Regions from separate parts of the Homo sapiens genome. Here region 2 is linked to region 1. A link is an interaction called in ENCODE POLR2A ChIA-PET data of the cell type or tissue named here. Cell type or tissue: PC-9. All regions are shown on one strand. Links, peaks and the distances in the headings refer to the core of each region. The heading gives the core; the rest is flanking DNA.

Evidence for each region. Peaks named below come from ENCODE experiments on the same cell type or tissue, not always from the same donor. Only the 100,000 strongest peaks of a DNase experiment are listed, where the experiment ranks them.
Region 2: POLR2A ChIA-PET joins it to region 1 with 10 read pairs; 2 of 35 experiments call an interaction of 5 or more read pairs at or near these places.

The regions. Positions count from the first base shown.
Region 1 is chr3:185,907,738-185,917,481 of GRCh38, reverse strand. TRA2B (transformer 2 beta homolog) reads left to right here. Exons shown (of 9, transcript NM_004593.3): 9 at 1-2,924. Among named protein-coding and RNA genes, the nearest start is that of TRA2B, 25 kb to the left of the region's middle. In PC-9, for the core only: no CTCF peak of the experiment used is centred there; a DNase peak (open chromatin) is centred at 4,049; H3K27ac peaks cover 920 bases.
Region 2 is chr3:185,417,270-185,427,013 of GRCh38, reverse strand. The region is part of intron 1 of MAP3K13 (mitogen-activated protein kinase kinase kinase 13); the gene reads right to left. It also overlaps the pseudogene RPL4P4. Among named protein-coding and RNA genes, the nearest start is that of MAP3K13, 59 kb to the right of the region's middle. In PC-9, for the core only: no CTCF peak of the experiment used is centred there; no DNase peak of the experiment used is centred there.

The DNA.
Region 1 (9,744 bases), core at 257-8,256:
TTTTTACAGTCTAAATTTTGACTGCTGAGAAGTTTCTATTGTACAAAACTTCATTTAAAAGGTTTTTCTACTGAATCCAGGGTATTCTGAAGATCGAAGCCTGTGTAAAATGCTACCAAATGGCAAAAAGCAACAATAAACAGTTTGATTTTTACTTTTCTTTCTAACATATCAATGCTTAGCAGAACTATTCAGATTGTCAGTAGTAAATTTAAAGACAAATGCCCGTTTTCCTCCAGTCCATGAAACATACCATACTTATATACCTGCAACTAAGTGTTTAAAATTATGCTCTGTAACTCTGTACTGCTAGTATTAGAACTAAAAATCTTAAAATACAGCCAGTGCTTAATGCTTATATCAATGTGGATTTGTCGGCTTTTATGTAATCTGTAATATGTATAGCAGGAAATACGAAGAGTTACACAGTGTATGCCTTAAAAGGCTGTTTCTTAAAGGTGTTACAAGGGGATAATGGTATTTCAACTAGTTATCAGCAAGTGACAATACATTCCACCACAAATACACTCTTGTTCTTCTAGCTTTTAGACTATATGAAAAAACCGGGTGCTTCAAAGTACATGATAAGGGAACACTATACCTGTCATGGATGAACTGAAGACTTTGCCTGTTCATTTTTTAAATATTATTTTCAGGTCCTTTGCTTACCAAAGGAGGCCCAATTTCACTCAAATGTTTTGAGAACTGTGTTTAAATAAACGCAAATGAAAAGAAAAATGTTGGTGCAGCTGTTCACAAAGAAGTGTTCTTGTTCTATTATAATTAGAGTTCTTCTGTAGTTTAATCGTTAGGGCAGTGTGTTCCTTGGGCTGAGGTGTATCTTTGCTATTTTGGGCTGGGTTGAGGGGGGGATGAATTTCTGTATTCCTGGAAAATTCAGAGTGCATAACTAGGTATTAGAGTGATCTCCATTTGGGGATGGAGTTACAGTAAATAACTAGACTGCGGGTACTTTAATACATGTTCTTATTATTTTGCATTTAAGTAATTTTCATGACCAATTGTAGGGATGTTGCTACAGGTGGGTTATTTTGTTGCCTTGCTAACCTTTATCGCATCTAGGTATTAGTATGTTTCAGGTACTTTGGGAAGAACTTTACATATAATCTTTAGCAATGAAATGATGTAGAGTAACTTACCTTAGTTCAAATAGCTGTTTAAGTGGCAATGCCACGATCTGAATTGAACCTAGGTGATCTTAGTCCACAGTTCTCTTGATCATGATGTCTCAAATCTGGGTACCTGGGTGATGGAAAATACCAGTAATGGAGCATAGGCAGTATTGGCAGGTCTTAATTTGTAAAACTTACTGTCCAGGGTGTTTTCAGTGTTTGCCAACTTGTGGTAAATTAATATGCTTAGAGAACTACCCTTAGGTTTGTTTCTGATAAGCATGTGGAAACAACTTAGTATATGCCTGATGGGTTATTTCAAATTGTTCTCAATGAGTTTTGAAACAAGAATTTGTAGTATTTATATATAAAGTTGAGTTTTAGGGTGTGGTCCCAGAGGGGGTTGTGTTATGGATGGATACATTAAAGGCTGAGAAACCTGGTTTTATCGTGGTAGTATATACAGGCATCCTTTCCTGAAGTAACTACATTCTCCACCATTTTCTCCCCAACCAAACCTCTCCCCATCAGTTAACTGATGGCTTGCGAGTTCACACTCCTGATAATCTCGAACATAACCCTCGGTTTCTATCCTAAAGCCTGAGTTTTAGCCCTTTAGTTGTGTAGCCATCCTTTATCCTGCTGATTGAAAGTTTCCTTTTTTAGGCTAGTTTGAGTTGTTTTCTGGCTTTTAGATTTGAAAGAATTTTAGCCATTTGACATGGCTACAAAGAGTGTTAACAGGCAAAAGACTGAGGAAAATTTGGAATTTTACCAAGTTGAGATAGACTGAGAAGTAGTGAGACAAAGTGGTAGTCTTTTGATGTGCTGTAATGCTAGTCGCCAGTTTCATGAAAGGGAGGCAGCAGTTACCCGTAGGTAACCCCTAGGTAACTGCTGCCATGGGCAGCTGAATCAGACAAAAGCCATGGGAAAGGATAAATTTGAGTCTTAAAGTTACTGCCTCAAGGCAAAGGGACTTGGAGGCTTTTATATGCCAATACAAACAATCCATTTCTTATAGCTGTAGGGCTGAGACTACTAAAACCAAATGTAAAGTTCATTTGGAAGATTGCTAAGTTAAATAGTTTTATACTAGGCTTTTGTGAAACTTCTCAGGAAATCAACAGGGTCCCAGCAAGTGGAAATAAGGCTGTGTCAAAAGATTTGTAGACCTGGGAGCAGGGGTTTCCGATCTCCTGGCCATGGATTGCCTGAGCTCCGCCGCCTGTCAGATCAGCAACAGCAGATTTTCATAGCAGGAATCCTATTGTGAAGTGCGCTTGAGAGGGATCTAGCTTGCACATTTCCTTATGGAAATCTAACTACATGTTAGAGAATGCTCAAGGTCTGCAATGTTTACATTGTTGCCCCTACATAAGGAATATATGCCTTAAGATAAAACTAATAGCTCTTAGCCCTCTTACACCATTGACTAGGATTCCAATTCTGCAAGGCCCAGGAGGAGAAATTGAGAATTAGAAGTTTCACCGAGAAGAAATAAAAAGATTTGGTTTGCATTATCAAAATTTCTGTAAATTATATGGAAATTTTGAGGATGGATTAGGCTGGATTTATTAGCAGTGGACACGCCTCCAATATTCCTTCAGCATGCCATCTCAGTGGATTTTGATTGGCTCTTGTAGGATTGGACTTAATGCTAGCTTATGCCAAATGTCATCAAAAAGCCAGAATGCTACTACAGTAATGTAAAGGATTATTGTATATAGTGTAAAGGATTATTATGTGTAATCTTTAATATATAATGTAAAGACTTAAAAGTGACAAGAATACTGGATTGGTTCTATTCCACTCACTCTGTCCCTTACTAGCAAGACAAGACCCAAAATAATCCCTTCTCCCCATGAGTAATCAGTTGATGAAGTTAAAACTATTTCAAGAGCTTTACTGGCCTGGCAAGAGGAGATGAATTGAAATGGGATCCCACGTTAGTACTAAGAGACCAGTTAATCACTGTTTTTTGGTGGGGGGGGGGGTTCGTTGGTGTGTGTGTGTGTGTGTGTGTGTGTGTGGTTTTTTGAGACAGTTTCACTCCTGTTGCCCAGGTTGGAGTACAGTGGCACGATCTCAGCTCACTGCATCCTCCACTTCCCAGGTTCAAGCGGTTCTCCTGCCTCGGCCTCCCAAGTAGCTGAGATTACAGACGTGCACCACCACGCCCGGCTAATTTTTGTATTTTTAGTAGAGACAGGGTTTGACCGTGTTGGTCAGGCTGGTCTCGAACTACTGACCTCGGGTGATTCACCCACCTCGGCCTCCCAAAGTGCTGAGGTTACAGGCGTGAGCCACCCATTCCCAGCCAAGACCAGGTAATCACTGTTAGCCCTTAGAAGGTGAAGTTGGCAGGGTTAATAAAGGAGCAAGATAAAATGTGTGTGAAGGGATCTGGCAGGAATTTCAAGCTGTAGTTAACTAGATACTAGGTTCACAGAAATAATAGTCTTTTTGCCAAAGACACCTGTAACTATTGAACTGTTGTAGAAAGATAAATACCCAAACTTACCAAAAATAACAGTTGACCAACATCATGGGTTTGAACTGTGTGGGTCTCCTTACAGGAATTTTCTGCCTCTGCCACCCCTGAGGCAGCAAGACCAGCACCCCCACCCCCTCAGCCTACTCAACATGAAGATGATGGAGATGAAGATTGTGAGCCACTTTGATGTATTAAATAGGTTTTATTTTAACGGATACACATAATATAAAAGTTTTGTGTTACCCGTTATTGGGAAGGCTTCTTACCAACGGGCTGTTAAGGCAGCTCCCAGTCAAAAGATGTGCTCAGCTGGGTATAGAGGATTACAGGAGAACAAGGACTGTAAGACCTCGAGAAGAAAAACTTGGCTCATTGTCTTCGTCTGGAGAAATAGGCATGAGTTTACAGGTATCTTCTGGACAGATCAATATCTAATCATCTTCGTGGTTAAAGGGTTGGAGCAGCAGGATAGATTGGTAACAGCAAAGGCAATGAACATATCTTCAACATGAGTATCCACTCAAGTTTAAACATTACCACAACTGAGCTCCAATGTGAAATATACTTTGATGGGAATAACTGCAATACTAAGTTTCCTTGTGAGGGGGGACAGTAATTTGTTCTCACTGAAAATAACATTCTGTGGATTTGGTTTCTAGTCATTCCTTTATGGGACCTTATATCCATACCTGTATTGTACCATGTGACTTGGCTTCTGTACCAGAGTTCACCTGGAGAAAACCATTTCTATATAGTTGATAGCAACTATACATACTGCTTTTATTGATTTTGTTTTGAGACAGGATCTCACTCTGTCCCCCAGGCTGGAGTACGGTGGTGTGATCACAGCTAAACTGTAGGCTTAAACTTGTGGGCTCAAGTGATCCTTCCATTTTAGTCTCCAAAATAGGGAACTACAGGTCCAGCTATTTTTTTTTTTTTTTTGAGACGGAATCTTGCTCTGTTACCCTGGCTGGAGTGCAGTGACATGATCTCAGCTCGCTGCAACCTGTCTCCCGGGTTCAAGTGATTCTCCTGCCTCAGCCTCCTGAGAAGCTGGGATTACAGGTGCCCGCCACCACGCTGAGCTAAATTTTGTGTTTTTAATAGAGGCAGGTTTTCGCCATGTTGGCCCGGCTGTTCTTGAACTCCTGACCTCGGGATCTGCCTGCCTCAGCCTCCCAAAGTGCTGGGATTACAGCCGTGAGCCACTGGGCCCGGCCGAAGAGATTGTTTTTAAAAATACTTAGGAATTACATGTAACTAGCTTAACCATCAAACCTGTTAAATTAGTGGAATCAAGCTCAAGTTTCTCACTAAAATTTTTGAAAAGTGTTTGTGGAAGATTTCAAAGAATTTATTTTAATTAAATGTTTTAATATTGTTACTAATAGCTTATATTTTATTACATTTTCCTCAATTATTTTATGTAAAGAAACTGCAGGGGTTTTGTTGTTTTGGGTTTTTTGTGTTTTTTGTGTTCTTTTTTTTTGAGATGGAGTCTCACTCTGTTTCCCCAGCTAGAGAGAGTGGCATGATCTCAGCTCACTGCAACCTCTGCATCCCGGATTCAAGCAATTCTCCTGCCTTAGCTTCCCAGGTAGCTGGGATTACAGGCATGAGCCACAACGCCTGGCTAATTTTGTATTTTTAGTAGAGATGGGGGTTTCTCCATGTTGGCCAGGCTGGTCTCGAACTCCTGACCTCAGCTGATGCCACCTCAGCCTCCCAAAGTGCTGGGGTTACAGTCGTGAGCCATCGGGCTCAGCCCTGCAGGAGTTTTTTACTAAGTCCATTATGGGTACCCAAATCACCACCAGTTTACCCCCAGTGTACCTCACCGCTATTGTCATTTTCTGTGTATGCCTTGATGCACAAAAGGTTGGGAAGCTCTGCCCTCCAGTGAAGCCCATCAGCTGATGAGCTTTCCCTTGCACGTCGGGCTTCCATTCACAATCTGTTTTTTTTATTTTTTATTTTTTTGAGACGGAGTCTCGCTCTGTCTCCCAGGCTGGAGTGCAATGGCGTGATCTCGGCTCACTGCAACCTGCGCCCCCCGAGTTTCTGCTATTCACCCTCAGCCTCCCAAGTAGCTGGAACTACAGGCGCCCACCACCATGCCCGGCTAATTTTTTGTATTTTTAGTAGAGACGGGTTTTCACCGTGTTAGCCAGGATGGTCTCAATCTGACCTCGCGATCCACCTGCCTCAGCCTCCCAACGTGCTGGGATTACAGGCGTGAGCCACTGCGCCCGGCCACAATCTGTTTCTTTCTTAAATATGAACAGATAATCAAGGATCACTAGGTTTTAAAATCTTCAAGAACAAAGACGGGAATCTAAACAAACAATTGGAAAAGGGAATTAGGTTAAACAATAACCAGAAAACACTAATAAAAAATATTGCTAAATTATACTTAATTAAAATTTAAAAAGCTTTGTGCTGCAAACGATAACATCAAGAAAGTGAAAATAAAGCCTTCTATAGGGTTTGATAAGAAAGAGAAGGGCATTCTCAGGGGAGAGGGGACCAGGAGTAAAAAGGTCTTTGGGGAGAACTTAGGATGTATGATTTAGAGTCTGAGGTCCACACGGCCAGGTTACACTGATACACAATGGTGTCATCATCACATGCCAGCCTGGAAGCCATGCCACCTGGATTTGAACCCAGATTCTGCCTTTTAGCACTCATGACTCCCTTCTGTCAGTGGTGCTAATTATAGTACCTGTACCTCCTTCATAGAGAATGTTGTGAAGAGTTAACATTAAGAAAAGTACTTAGAAGAGGGCCTGTTATTTAAGATAAATAAGCTTAATGAAGATGTGCTATTATTACTATCATTGTTACTACTACCTCTTCTGCTAGAGAGTCCTGGGAATGGGCCTGGGTTGACCAGAAAGGCCTTAGAATCTCAGGCTACAAAGTTTGAACCCAAAGGAACAAAAGTAAGAGAAAGCCAATTTTAGTTGAAACAGGATAAAAGTGTTTAGGACAATGAAACCAGTAGGAGTGTGTAGGCCCCCCCCTAACACGCCTCTCCATCTGGATTATGGTCCCAGCTAAGGGCTTCCTCCATCATCACACTCACCCCAAGACACTGTAGTTGCCTGTCAATTACCTGCCTCCCCAGCTGGACCATGTCTGTGTTACGGGTGCATCTAGTGTCTAGCGCAGTGTCTGGCACTAAGTGCTCCACAGATGCTCTTCTGATGAATGAAGGAATAGATGAATGGAGTAGAACGATAATTTAGAAAAGGGTCTATAGGGAGCCCAGCCCAGGGGCAGGCTCTGGCCTAGGATGAAGGCAGAGGGAGTGAGAGAAAAGTAAGAAATGCACTGGCCATCAGAGAAATGCAAATCAAAACCACAATGAGATACCATCTCACACCAGTTAGAATGGCGATCTTTAAAAAGTCAGGAAACAAAGGTGCTGAAGAGGATGTGGAGAAATAGGAACACTTTTACACTGTTGGTGGGACTGTAAACTAGTTCAACCATTGTGGAAGAGTGTGGTAATTCCTCAAGGATCTAGAATTAGAAATACCATTTGACCCCGCCATCCCATTACTGTATATACCCAAAGGATTATAAATCATGCTGCTATAAAGACACATGTACATGTATGTTTATTGTAGTACTATTCACAACAGCAAAGACTTGGAACCAACCCAAATGTCCATCAATGATAGACTGGATTAAGAAAATGTGGCACATATACACCATGGAATACTATGCAGCCATAAAAACGGATGAGTTCATGTTCTCTGTAGGGACATGCATGAAGCTAGAAACCATCATTCTCAGCAAACTATTGCAAGGACAAAAAACCACCACACGTTCTCACTCATAGGTGGGAACTGAACAATGAGAACACTTGGACACAGGAAGGGGAACATCATACACCGGGGCCTGTCATGGGGTTGGGGGAGGGTGGAGGGGTAGCATTAGGAGATATACGTAATGTAAATGAGTTAATGGATGCAGTACACCAACATGGAACATATATACATATGTAACAAACCTGCACGTTGTGCACATGTACCCTAGAACTTAAATAAATAAAAAAAAAATACACTTGTCTAGAAGACAGGAGACTTCATTATATTACTCTCTTTACAATTAATTAATGTAAGACCGTTTAAAATATGCCTAATTTTCCAGGCATTGGTTTGCTTTTCTATAAAATGGGAGGATAGAAAATAACTTCCAAATTCTTACAAATCTAAGAATCTTTGGATTTAGATATGGAAATTCATAATTATTGAGATGGAGTCTCGTTACTATGCAATATAGCAAAGTTGGAAATAAATTCTAAATTTTATTTCATTTATATTGATCAATAAATTGTTACATTTCAAAAAAATGCAAGAGGCATTTGGAAAAAAGGACAAATAGGAATTTGTGAAAGACTATGGGAGTTAATGGGAAAGGAAGAGTTGCTGACTGCGAGCCTGGGCTCCTGGCCGCTCGCAGTGGCCCTGTTAAAAATGAGAAGAAAGAAAGAAGTTGGTTTGAGGGAGAAGATTTGCCCTTGACTTTACCTTTGTTGAGCTTTATAGAAGTTACTGGTGATAGCTGAAGCCTCTAATCCCAGTACTTTGGAAGGCTGAGGCAGGCGGATCACTTGAGGCCAGGAGTTCGAGACCAGCCTGGCCAACATGGTGAAACCCCATCTCTACTAAAGTACAAAAAAGAAACCTAGCAGGGCGTGGTGGTGCGTGCCTGTAGTCCCAGCTACTCGGGAGGCTGAGGCAGGAGAATCACTTGAACCTGGGAGGCGGGGTTTGCAGTGAGCCAGATCATGCCACTGCACCCCAGCCTGGGAGACAGAGCAAGATTCTGTCTCAAAAAAATAATAAATAAGTAAAAGTTAAACATAGAATTACCATACAACTCAGCAATTCTACTCCTGGGTTTATACCCAAAAAATCGTAAACATAGGTTCACACAAAAATTTGTACGTGGATGTTCATAGCAGCATTATTAGTGATAGCCGAAAAACAGAAACACCCCAAATGTTCCTTCAGCTGATGAATTGATTAATAAAATGTGATATATCCGGGCCGGGCGCGGTGGCTCACGCCCGTAATCACAGCACTTTAGGAGGATGAGACGGGCGGATCACAAGGCCAGGAGATCGAGACCATCCTGGCTAACATGGTGAAACCCCGTCTCTACTAAAAATACAGAAAATTAGCCGGGTGCGGTGGCGGGCGCCTGTAGTCCCAGCTACTCCAAAGGCTGAGGCAGGAGAATGGCGTGAACCTGGGAGGCAGAGCTTGCAGTGAGCCGAGATCGCGCCACTGCACTCCGGACTGGGCGACAGAGCGAGACTCCGTCTCAATAAATAAATAAATAAATAAATAAATAAATAAATAAAGTGATATATCTATACAATGGAATATTATTTGGCAATAAAAAGGAATGAAGTAATGATACATGCTGACATGAATGAACCTTCAAAACATTTTAAGTGAAAGGAACCAGTCACAAAAGACCATATATTACATGATTTAATATATATGAAATATGCAGAACAGAGAGTTCTATGCAGAGAAAGTAGACTAGTAGTTTCCTAGGCACGGCAATTTGCAGGAGGAAGGGGAAGTGACTGCTAATAGGTATGGCAGTCACTTTGGGCCTGAGGAAAAATATTCTAAAACTGATTGTAGTGATGGTCACTTAACTTTGTAAATATACTAAAAGCGATGGAATTTTGCACTTTAAGCAGACGGATTTCATCTTAATAAAGCTGTTAAGCACTTCCAGTCACCTAAAAACACTATTAAGAGAGTAGGGCCAGGAGTGGTGGCTGACACCTGTAATCCTAGCACTTTGGAAGGCTGAGGCAGGAGGATCCCTTGAGCCCAGTAGTTCGAGACCAGCCTGGGCAATATAAGGAAACTCTGTCTTTTAAAAGAAAGAAATAGGCTGGGCGTGGTGGCTCATGCCTGCAATCCCAGCACTTTGGGAGGCCGAGGTGGGCGGATCACTTGAGATCAGGAGTTCAAGACCACCCTGGCCAACATGGTGAAACCCTGTCTCTACTAAAAATACAAAAATTAGCCGGGTGTGGTGGTATACACCTGTAGTCCCAGCTACTCAGGAGGCTGA
Region 2 (9,744 bases), core at 964-8,963, 490 kb after region 1:
TCCTTCCTTCACTCTGTACTAAGCATCTAGAATATGCTAGAGGTCAGGGTATGAAGATGACCTCATTTTGCAGAGGGGGTAAAAGAAAGACCAACAAAAAATGACAGAACAGTGCTTATAATCAATCAAGTAAGTGCTCTGAGAGCACAGAAGAGGGAGGAATAGTTTCAGGGAAAGGTGCTCAAAGGTGGTAACTTTTGATCCATTTGAAGGAAGTGTAGGCATTCATTAAGCAAGTCAGGAAGGTGTGAGTGAAGGAAGAGGGGGAAGGTATTACAGGTGTGGGGGAAACTGTGAAGGAGGGCATGGAAGCTTGAAAGACTATAGAACAGATGAGAAATCCAAAGTGGCTGGAATGTAGGCTATATATAAGTGCATGCAGAAAGACATGAATGGACAGATAGGTAGGGACTAGACTATAAGGAGCTTTGCATGCCAGGCTGAGTTTGAGATTTTATACTGAAGGTGATGGGGAGCCATAGTATCTTATATTGCGGATTATGGATTAAAATAGACCCTCTCAATTTTATTATTTTCTTATCTTCATAACTGAGACCTAAATTTTAAGCCTTTTATTCATTACCATATCCCATGAATAGCTTGTATTAGTGAACCAATGAAAACATCGTATCCTTGGCTGGCGTGGTAGCTCACGCCTGTAATCCCAAAACTTTCGGAGGCCAAGGTGGGCAGATCATGAGGTCAGGAGTTCGAGACCAGTCTGGCCAGCATGGTGAAACCCCATCTCTACTAAAAATACAAAAAATTAGCCGGGCATGGTGGTGCATGCCTGTAGTCCCAGCTACTCAGGAGGCTGAGGCAGGAGAATTGCTCGAACCCAGCAAGCGGAGGTTGCAGTGAGCCAAGATTGCGCTACTACACTCTAGCCTGGGCGACAGCGTGAGACTCCATCAGAAGAAGAAGAAGAAGAAGGAGAAGAGGGAGAGGGAGAGGGAGAGGAAAATATCCTTTCCTCTGAATTCTTATTCATTCACTGAGCTCCTATTACATGGTATGCAGTGTGTTAGGCATTAGTAAATGGTCCATAGGTTCCTACCCTTTGGGAAATCACAATCCAGAAGGAAAGACCGATAGATAACGGCCACATAGTTAGATATGGGACAAAGATATGTAAAAGATGCAATGGGAGCTCAGAAAAATAAATATAAAATGTGTCTAGAGATGTTATAAGAAGAAGTTTTGCTTGAATTGAGTCTTGAGGGGTGAATTAATGGTCACTAGGAAAGAAAGACTAGGCATTCCAGGTAGTATGGGGAAACAGCAGGAGATAACTCTTAGAAAAAGTAGGCAAAGGCTAGATTATGGTAGGCCTGTATGACAAGCTAAATCTTTGGGGTTTTATCCTCATGACAACAGAGAGCCATTAAGGAATTTTAAGCAAGGGAGTAATCTGGTCAGATAAATTAAAATCACGTCTATAGAAGTAGAGGTTAGATTCAAAGGGAAAGACTAAAGGTCCAGTTAGAAGGTACAGTTCAAAAAGAAATGACTTGGACCTGAATAAGTCAGTTAGCAATGGCAGTGAAGAGAACAGGAAAGATTTAAGAGGTAGAATTAGTAAGATCTAGTAATTGATTAGACATGGATGTGGGTAAAGAAAAAGGGGAGAGGAAGACTTTTCAAATCACTTATTTGGAATAATGAATAGACAGACAATGTCAATAACTGAGATATGAAATGCCAGAAAGAAAGGTTGGGAAAGAAGACGATTAGCTCAACTATGGACATACAGAATTTAAGGCCTACTATGCATCATGCACTGAGCTAGGGAGCTAGGCTTTTACTGATGCTATCTGATTTTAAAAAGACACTTTGTAGAGAGAGATTGGAAGAAAGATAAAGATGGGGCTCATTTATCACAGGGGCAGAAGTTTCCAAATCATAAAGCTAAATTCAAAATGTGTTTATTGAATATATACTCAGCCTGCACAACATGGCAAAAAGTACAAAAAATACAAACATTACAAAAAATACAGAAATTACAGAAAATACAAAAATTAGCTAAGCATGGTGGCATACGCCTGTAGTGTCAGCTACTTGGGTGGAAGGCTGAGGTGGGAGAATCACTTTAGCCCAGGAAATCGAGGCTGCAGTGAGCTGTGTTTGTGCCACTGTACTCCAGGCTGGGCAACAGAGCAAGGCCCTGTCTCAAAAAAGAAAAAAGAATATATACTGAGAATTGTGCCATGCACTAGCCTAGATTCTGTGGATATAGAACGTTACTGTTACCATTACTATTTTTAATAATAAGTAAGACAAAGTGCTTTACAATTTACAGAAGGCTGTTTACATAATCAGCAATATACTGGTAAATCAGCTCTTTCCAAAACAACAGCAATCTGGTTTGTAGTGTTTGCTCATTTCCCTGGTGTAAATATTCCCACCACAGCAGATTTCAAGCTAATAAAAGTTTAACAACTTGCTTGCAAAGTTTCTAAATATTTGACAATTGGCTCTTAAAAGCTGGTGTATAAGCCAGCTCCAGCACCATAATCCTTGTAATAATGTCATTTCTATTTCACAAGAGAAGAAATTTCTCTAAAGTAATATACTCAGTAAGTAATAGAGCAGGAATTAAAATCTAGCTCAAAGTTCAGATTCCCCAAATCCTTTGCCTTTTTTACAACACGATGGAACATTTTATGACTCCTCACTTTCATAGAGTGCTTTCCAGGTTAAAAAATGCTGTTATCTGTGATCATTTGATCTAAGTTTTTGATCCCTAGGTAAGGAATCCAGAACACAGAATGATTATCCCTATTTTTCATGGAAGGAAATGAAGGCCTACAAAGAGGTAGATGCTAAAGGTCACAGAGCCGGGATGAAATACCGGGTTATTTTCCCTAATCATGACATTCTCTCCTGTACCAGGCAATCTCTGAAGACATGGTTCCTATCCTGTTGAAGCTCACAGACTACTTACGGAACTAATAATTACACTGAAGGAATAACCTCCTGCCATCATCCCCCATGACAAGTGAGCCATATTCCGTTCTACAGAGCCAAGAGAGATGGGAACAATGCTAAAAGAGGTAGGATTTGAGATGGACCTTTAAAGGTAAGGCGTGTGACAGACGGAAGGAAATCAGGGGCGAACAAGAGCACTGGCAGAGGCAGGGAAGCGGGAATGACCAGAGCGTGCGTGATGGGGCTGCTGACCCAGAAACAGCAGTGGCTAATGTGGGGGAGCAGTGTGCAGCAAGGGTAACTCCTGCTGCCACACGTGGGCTCTGAAAGCTTACGATACAGTGCAGGTGATTCTTCCCTCCTAACAAACCAGAGAGATCACTTTAACTGGACGGGGTTAGGTTAAGAGGCACTTAAATTATAGGGTATGGAGAAATCTAGGCCTTGAGAAGCTCCCTGGGAATATAAGGTTGGGGCAGGGGGAAGAAAGAAGAAAAACTGGAGCCCTTTGTTACAGACACCATTCCACCCACTCCAGCCTCCCCTCCCCTGTTCTTTTCGTGCTCATCTCTGAGCTTTGACATTACTGATCTCCTCATTATACTTTCTGGCTGATCACCTGCCACAACCTTGAGCTGTCTCCTGCCTTTGGCCTCTCTGACCTTGCCCTGCCTCATCTCTTTTAAGACTGCTGATTTCATACTATCTGACCTAGCCAGTGACTCAGCAGTTACTTCCGGTCTGCCTTGGCTGCCAGGACTCTTGGTTATCCTATACAGCAGCAGTCCCCAACCTCTTTGGCACCAGGGACCAGTTTTGTGGAAGACACTACTTCCACGGACCAGGCAGGGGGGATGGTTTCAAGATGGTTCAAGTGCATTACATGTATTGTGTACTTTATTTCTATTATAATTACATTGTAATACATAATGAAGTAATTCTACAACTCACTATAATGTAGAATCAGTGGGAGCCCTGAGCTTGTTTTCCTGCAACTAGACAGTCCTATCTGGGGGTGATGGGGGACAGTGACAGATCATTAGTCATTAGATTCTCATAAAGGGCACATAACCTAGATCCCTAGATCCCTCGCATGCACAGTTCACAATAGGGTTTGTGCTCCCATGAGAATCTAATGCCCCATGGATCTGACAGGAGGTGGAGCTCAGGTGGTAATGCAAGTGACAGGGAGTGGCTGTAAACACAGAGGAAGCTCTGCTCGCTCACCCACCTGCTGCTCACCTCCTGCTGTTCCGCCCAGTTCCTAACAGGCCACAGACTGGTACCAGACCATGGCCTGGAGGTTGGGAACCCCTGCTATACAGCACAAGTCTTACGTGCTATTGGCTCACATGAATTGCATACCCAAATATATATGTGAATTTCAGCCAAACACTTACTTGTGTGATTTATTTTTTTGAATCAAACTATCAGACTTTATATTAATTCCTCGTAAATTTCTACTTTGTCAATTTTTTATCCCGAACTTCTGCCCAATACATAATGTTAGGATGGGCTCATACACAGAAAGTTAGAAAAACACATGTTTGTTTTGTAATTTTTTTCCTATCTCTAACAGGTTAAGGATGAATGTAAAGTGGACCTGTTCCCATTGGCATGAGAATGAGTCTAATCACAGTCATCATACGCGTTTGATATTTAAGAGATCAGGGGAAAACAGGACAATCAAGGAATATGGTTCAACCTACTTATTTCACATATGAGAATCAAATTTCAGAGAGATTGTCGACTTGCTTAATATAACATCTGACCAGTGGCAGAGCTGAGATGAGTCCTCCTTCCTCAGCCCAGCTCCTTCCACTAGCATGGTTGTTTGTTTATTTGAAGAGAAACAAATAGCCGTGGTATCATGGCCACTGATGACAAAAACAATAGCAAGTCCCAGTGCTATTCTAGATGCACTAAAACTATTCCCAAGGAAACACTAGTGCCTACCTAGCGGGGTGACCCTGCGCCTATCCACAGGCCAGCAGGAGGCTACCCACTGACTGCTCTCAGAGTAGGCAGAGGTGAGGTAAACCTCAAGGGTGTATAAAGATGTGTAGTCAAATAGGCTTCCCTCATGCTCACCAAGAATATCTAGTCCAACGGGTCCCAACAAAGGCAGAGAAATAGAGAGGTACAAGAACAAAGGGAAAGAAAAATCATCACCATGGCTATATTCAAATATGATCAGAGCTGACTCTACATTTAAGAAGAGTGTAGGAAGCTAAAAATACCTAAGTTTTACCTGTGTTTGTATGCACACCCACACGCTGCCACTGCACAGTGAAGAGACTGTTAGGTGGAAACTGCGGGAACACAGGTGGTTCCACTATCTCTGGCTGTCTTCTGCCCTCTCAGTTCCTCTCTCCCTGTGCAAATCTGGCTCAGGTACCCTCATGGGAACTGATTGTTTGGTCCTTTCAATTCATAAGAAATCAAAACTAGTATAAATTAGAAGGAGACAGAAAGGAAGTGGGGCAAGATTTTTGAATGTTGAGAGTCAAAGGGAAAAAGACAAGGAACATTGGAGGGATAAAGGGCAAGTTTGGAATGGCACCCTTATCAAAAGAAAGTACTATGGGAGCCAGGTGCGGTGGCTCATGCCTGTAATCCCAGCACTTTGGGAGGCTGAGGCAGGCAGATCACCTGAGGTCAGGAGTTCGAGATCAGCCTGCTCAACATGGTGAAACCCCATCTCTACTAAACTACAAAAAATTAGCTGGGCATGGTGGCAGGCGCCTGTAATTCCAGCTACTCGGGAGGCTGAGGCAGGAGAATTGCTTGAACCCAGGCAGGAGGTGGAGAATGCAGTGAACCGAGATGCTGCCACTGCACTTCAGCCTGGGCAATAGAGGGAGACTCCGCCTCGAAAACAAAACAAAAACAAACAAACAAAACAAAACAAAACAAAAAAAGAAAAGAAAAGAAAAGAAAAAAGAAAAAGAAAGTACTCCGGGAAGGTCTGTAGGTGAGGTGATGCTACTGCCGCCCTTACAACAGGTCCCGATCCGCAAAGGGTGCAGGAAGTGCTCCCGTATCTGCCCTTGAGGAACACTTTCCCTACCTTCTGAGTTTCTTGGCCCCAAGAGGAGGAAGTGGTTTGTGCAAAATTAGTAGGCAAGAGTTGGAGACAGCAGCAGCTGTGCATTTGGCAGGGCACTGCCAATTTCTGGAAATTACCTTGGTTTTGTGCCAAGATCCCAGGATGCAATGTAGAGAGAAAGAGGAATGGAGGAGGTAATGTGGCCAAATGGCCCTTAAATTCTTGGATTTCTATCATAGAATACAATTTTTCCCATGTTACTAATTGAGGATTTTTATAATGATCAGATTTTAAATTTTATATCATAAATATGAATAAATCAAAGATTTTGGACAATTTAGCCCCACAAAGTTTTTGATGTGACTAAAATTGAATAAAAAATTAAAGTAAGCATTATTGCTACAAGATTTATTGATTGACACTGAGCTCTTTCTAAGCTATCTTCTCTTTACTTGGCGTCTTCTTGCCTATCTTTAAAAATGAATACAACACTGCCATCTTAGTCTTCTGGTCATTTCTCTAAAATTCATATAGCAGTTGAGAACATAAAATAATTTCTGCTTCTAGGAGCATCAATCCCATTTTAAAACTTAGATTACTTTACTTGTGCATAGTAATAACATAAAATGATCTTTCCAGGATAGAGGTCTGTCACCCAGATCTTAATTTGAACTTTGAAAACATTAGCTAGCTTCTTCGAATGGAGTTGTGTGATTAGAAGTATGTGACTTCAAATCAGGTAAAAAGAATGGCCTACAATCGTGCCTTTATCCCTACTTACTCTCTTAACTGTGGACCATCTCCTGAAACGCCTATTTGAAGGAACAATAAAAACTCAAATCGACAAAATCCACTGACCTACCTCTTTTCATCTTCTTTATAATATTTCATGAAACAATTATGCATTCAAAAATATTGATTCCATGTTTACCATGTACCTATATTTTCGGTTAAGATTATGAATGTTTAATAATCTTGAAGTATGCTGGAGACATCAAAAAAATAAAAATTACAAAGAAGCAAATTCTCCATGGTGACAAATTACCTTTTGAATACCAGTACCTATAAATGCAACTGTGATTACAGTTAAAATAAGTTTATTGTAGGCTTTAAAATGAATAAAGATACTTCATTTTCAGAGTAGTAGTCTATAAATTTATCAAGAAATAGAAACTTGTGAGGCTTCAAAAATGCCTTAAGTCAAAGGTGAAACATCTTGACCAAAGGAATGATTTATCCATAAATCATATCATAAATGCTATCTCCATAAATCTTTAATAAATAATATATGGTATTTTAAGTATTAATATTCAACATTTTCTGACCTAAATCCAGCTGCCATATGAATGATAAAATCAGTAACTTTAAATGTTTTAAAAATAAGATACAGACATATATGTACCTTTAAATATATAAATATTAATAGGCATAAAAATTTAAAATGTGTATAATTAAGTAAGCATTTTAAGAAATTATGTTTAAAAGGTCAACAGTGGTTATTACTGTTGTTCTTTGAAGTTTTCTATATTTTTCCAAATTTCTACCATTAGCATGCATTATTTGTTTAATCAGAGGTTTTCAATACAAATCCTTGTTGCTTTAAACGCACAGATTAATGGGCCCACTTCACTATATTTTCAGATATGAAAAATGATGTGAAATGTTAAGGATACTGTCAGGAAAGCTAATTGTCACTGTGTGCTGAGGCTTGCAAACAGGCATAAAAAGAACTATAGGCCGGATGTGCTGGCTCACGCCTGTAATCCCAACATTTTGGGAGGCCAAGGTGGAAGGATCCCCTGAGGTCAGGAGTTCGAGACCAGCCTGGCCAACATGGTGAAACCCCAGCTCTACTAAAAATACAAAAATTAGCACACCTGTAGTCCCAGCTACTCAGGAGGCTGAGGCAGGAGAATTGCTTTAACCCGGGAGGCAGAGGTTGCAGTGAGCCAAGATCACGCCACTGCACTCCAGCCTGGGTGACAGAGTGAGACTCTGTCTCAAAAAAAAAAAAAAGAATTATAAATTCAAAATGAAAATAAAAGTGAACTTAAAAAGACGACAATGAGCAAACAAAAGTTAATGACTCCTATTTTGTTTTTACCTTTTCTACTAATGAGATTCACATTTGATTCTAGAAAAGGCAGAATGATCATGATTAAGAGAACTGAAACCCAAAACAGATGAAAAGACAAGAACATGCTTTTCCTGTGGCAGCAGCCGGGCTGAGAGGAGCGTGGCTGTCTCCTCTCTCCGCCATGGCGTGTGCTCGCCCAATGATATCGGTGTACTCCGAAAAGGGGGAGTCATCTGGCAAAAATGTCACTTAGCCTGCTGTATTCAAGGCTCCTATTCGACCAGATATTGTGAACTTTGTTCACACCAACTTGCGCAAAAACAACAGACAGCCCTACGCTGCCAGTGAATTAGCAGGTCATCAGACCAGTGCTGAGTCTTGGGGTACTGGCAGAGCTATGGCTCGAATTCCCAGAGTTCGAGGTGGTGGGACTCACCGCTCTGGCCAGGGTGCTTTTGGAAACATGTGTCGTGGAGGCCGAAGGTTTGCACCAACCAAAACCTGGCGCCGTTGGCATCGTAGAGTGAACACAACCCAAAAACGATATGCCATCTGTTCTGCCCTGGCTGCCTCAGCCCTACCAGCACTGGTCATGTCTAAAGGTCATCGTATTGAGGAAGTTCCTGAACTTCCTTTGGTATTTGAAGATAAAGTTGAAGGCTACAAGAAGACCAAGGAAGCTGTTTTGCTCCTTAAGAAACTTAAAGCCTGGAATGATATCGAAAAGGTCTATGCCTCTCAGCGAATGAGAGCTGGCAAAGGCAAAATGAGAAACCGTCGCCGTATCCAGCGCAGGGGCCTGTGCATCATCTATAATGAGGATAATGGTATCATCAAGGCCTTCAGAAACATCCCTGGAATTACTCTGCTTAATGTAAGCAAGCTGAACATTTTGAAGCTTGCTCCTGGTGGGCATGTGGGACGTTTCTGCATTTGGACTGAAAGTGCTTTCCGGAAGTTAGATGAATTGTATGGCACTTGGCGTAAAGCCGCTTCCCTCAAGAGTAACTACAATCTTCCCATGCACAAGTTGATTAATACAGATCTTAGCAGAATCTTGAAAAGCCCAGAGATCCAAAGAGCCCTTTGAGCACCACGCAAGAAGATTCATCGCAGAGTCCTAAAGAAGAACCCACTGAAAAACTTGAGAATCATGTTGAAGCTAAACCCATATGCAAAGACCATGCGCCGGAACACCATTCTTCGCCAGGCCAGGAATCACAAGCTCCGGGTGGATAAGGCAGCTGCTGCAGCAGCAGCACTACCAGCCAAATCAGATGAAAAGGCGGCGGTTGCAGGCAAGAAGCCTGTGGTAGGTAAGAAAGGAAAGAAGGCTGCTGTTGGTGTTAAGAAGCAGAAGAAGCCTCTGGTGGGAAAAAAGGCAGCAGCTACCAAGAAACCAGCCCCTGAAAAGAAGCCTGCAGAAAAGAAACCTACTACAGAGGAAAAGAAGCCTGCTGCATAAACTCTTAAATTTGATTATTCCATAAAGGTCAAATCATTTTGGACAGCTTCTTTTGAATAAAGACCTGATTATACAGGCAGTGAGGAAAAAAAGAAAAGAAAAGAAAAGAAAAGAACATATATCAGTGTTTTGATTATTTCCAAGTTCTAAGGTCCAGATGAATTACATGTGAAGGCATCAAAACTCTTGCATTTAGGATTACAAAAACAACCTTTGGTAAATAAT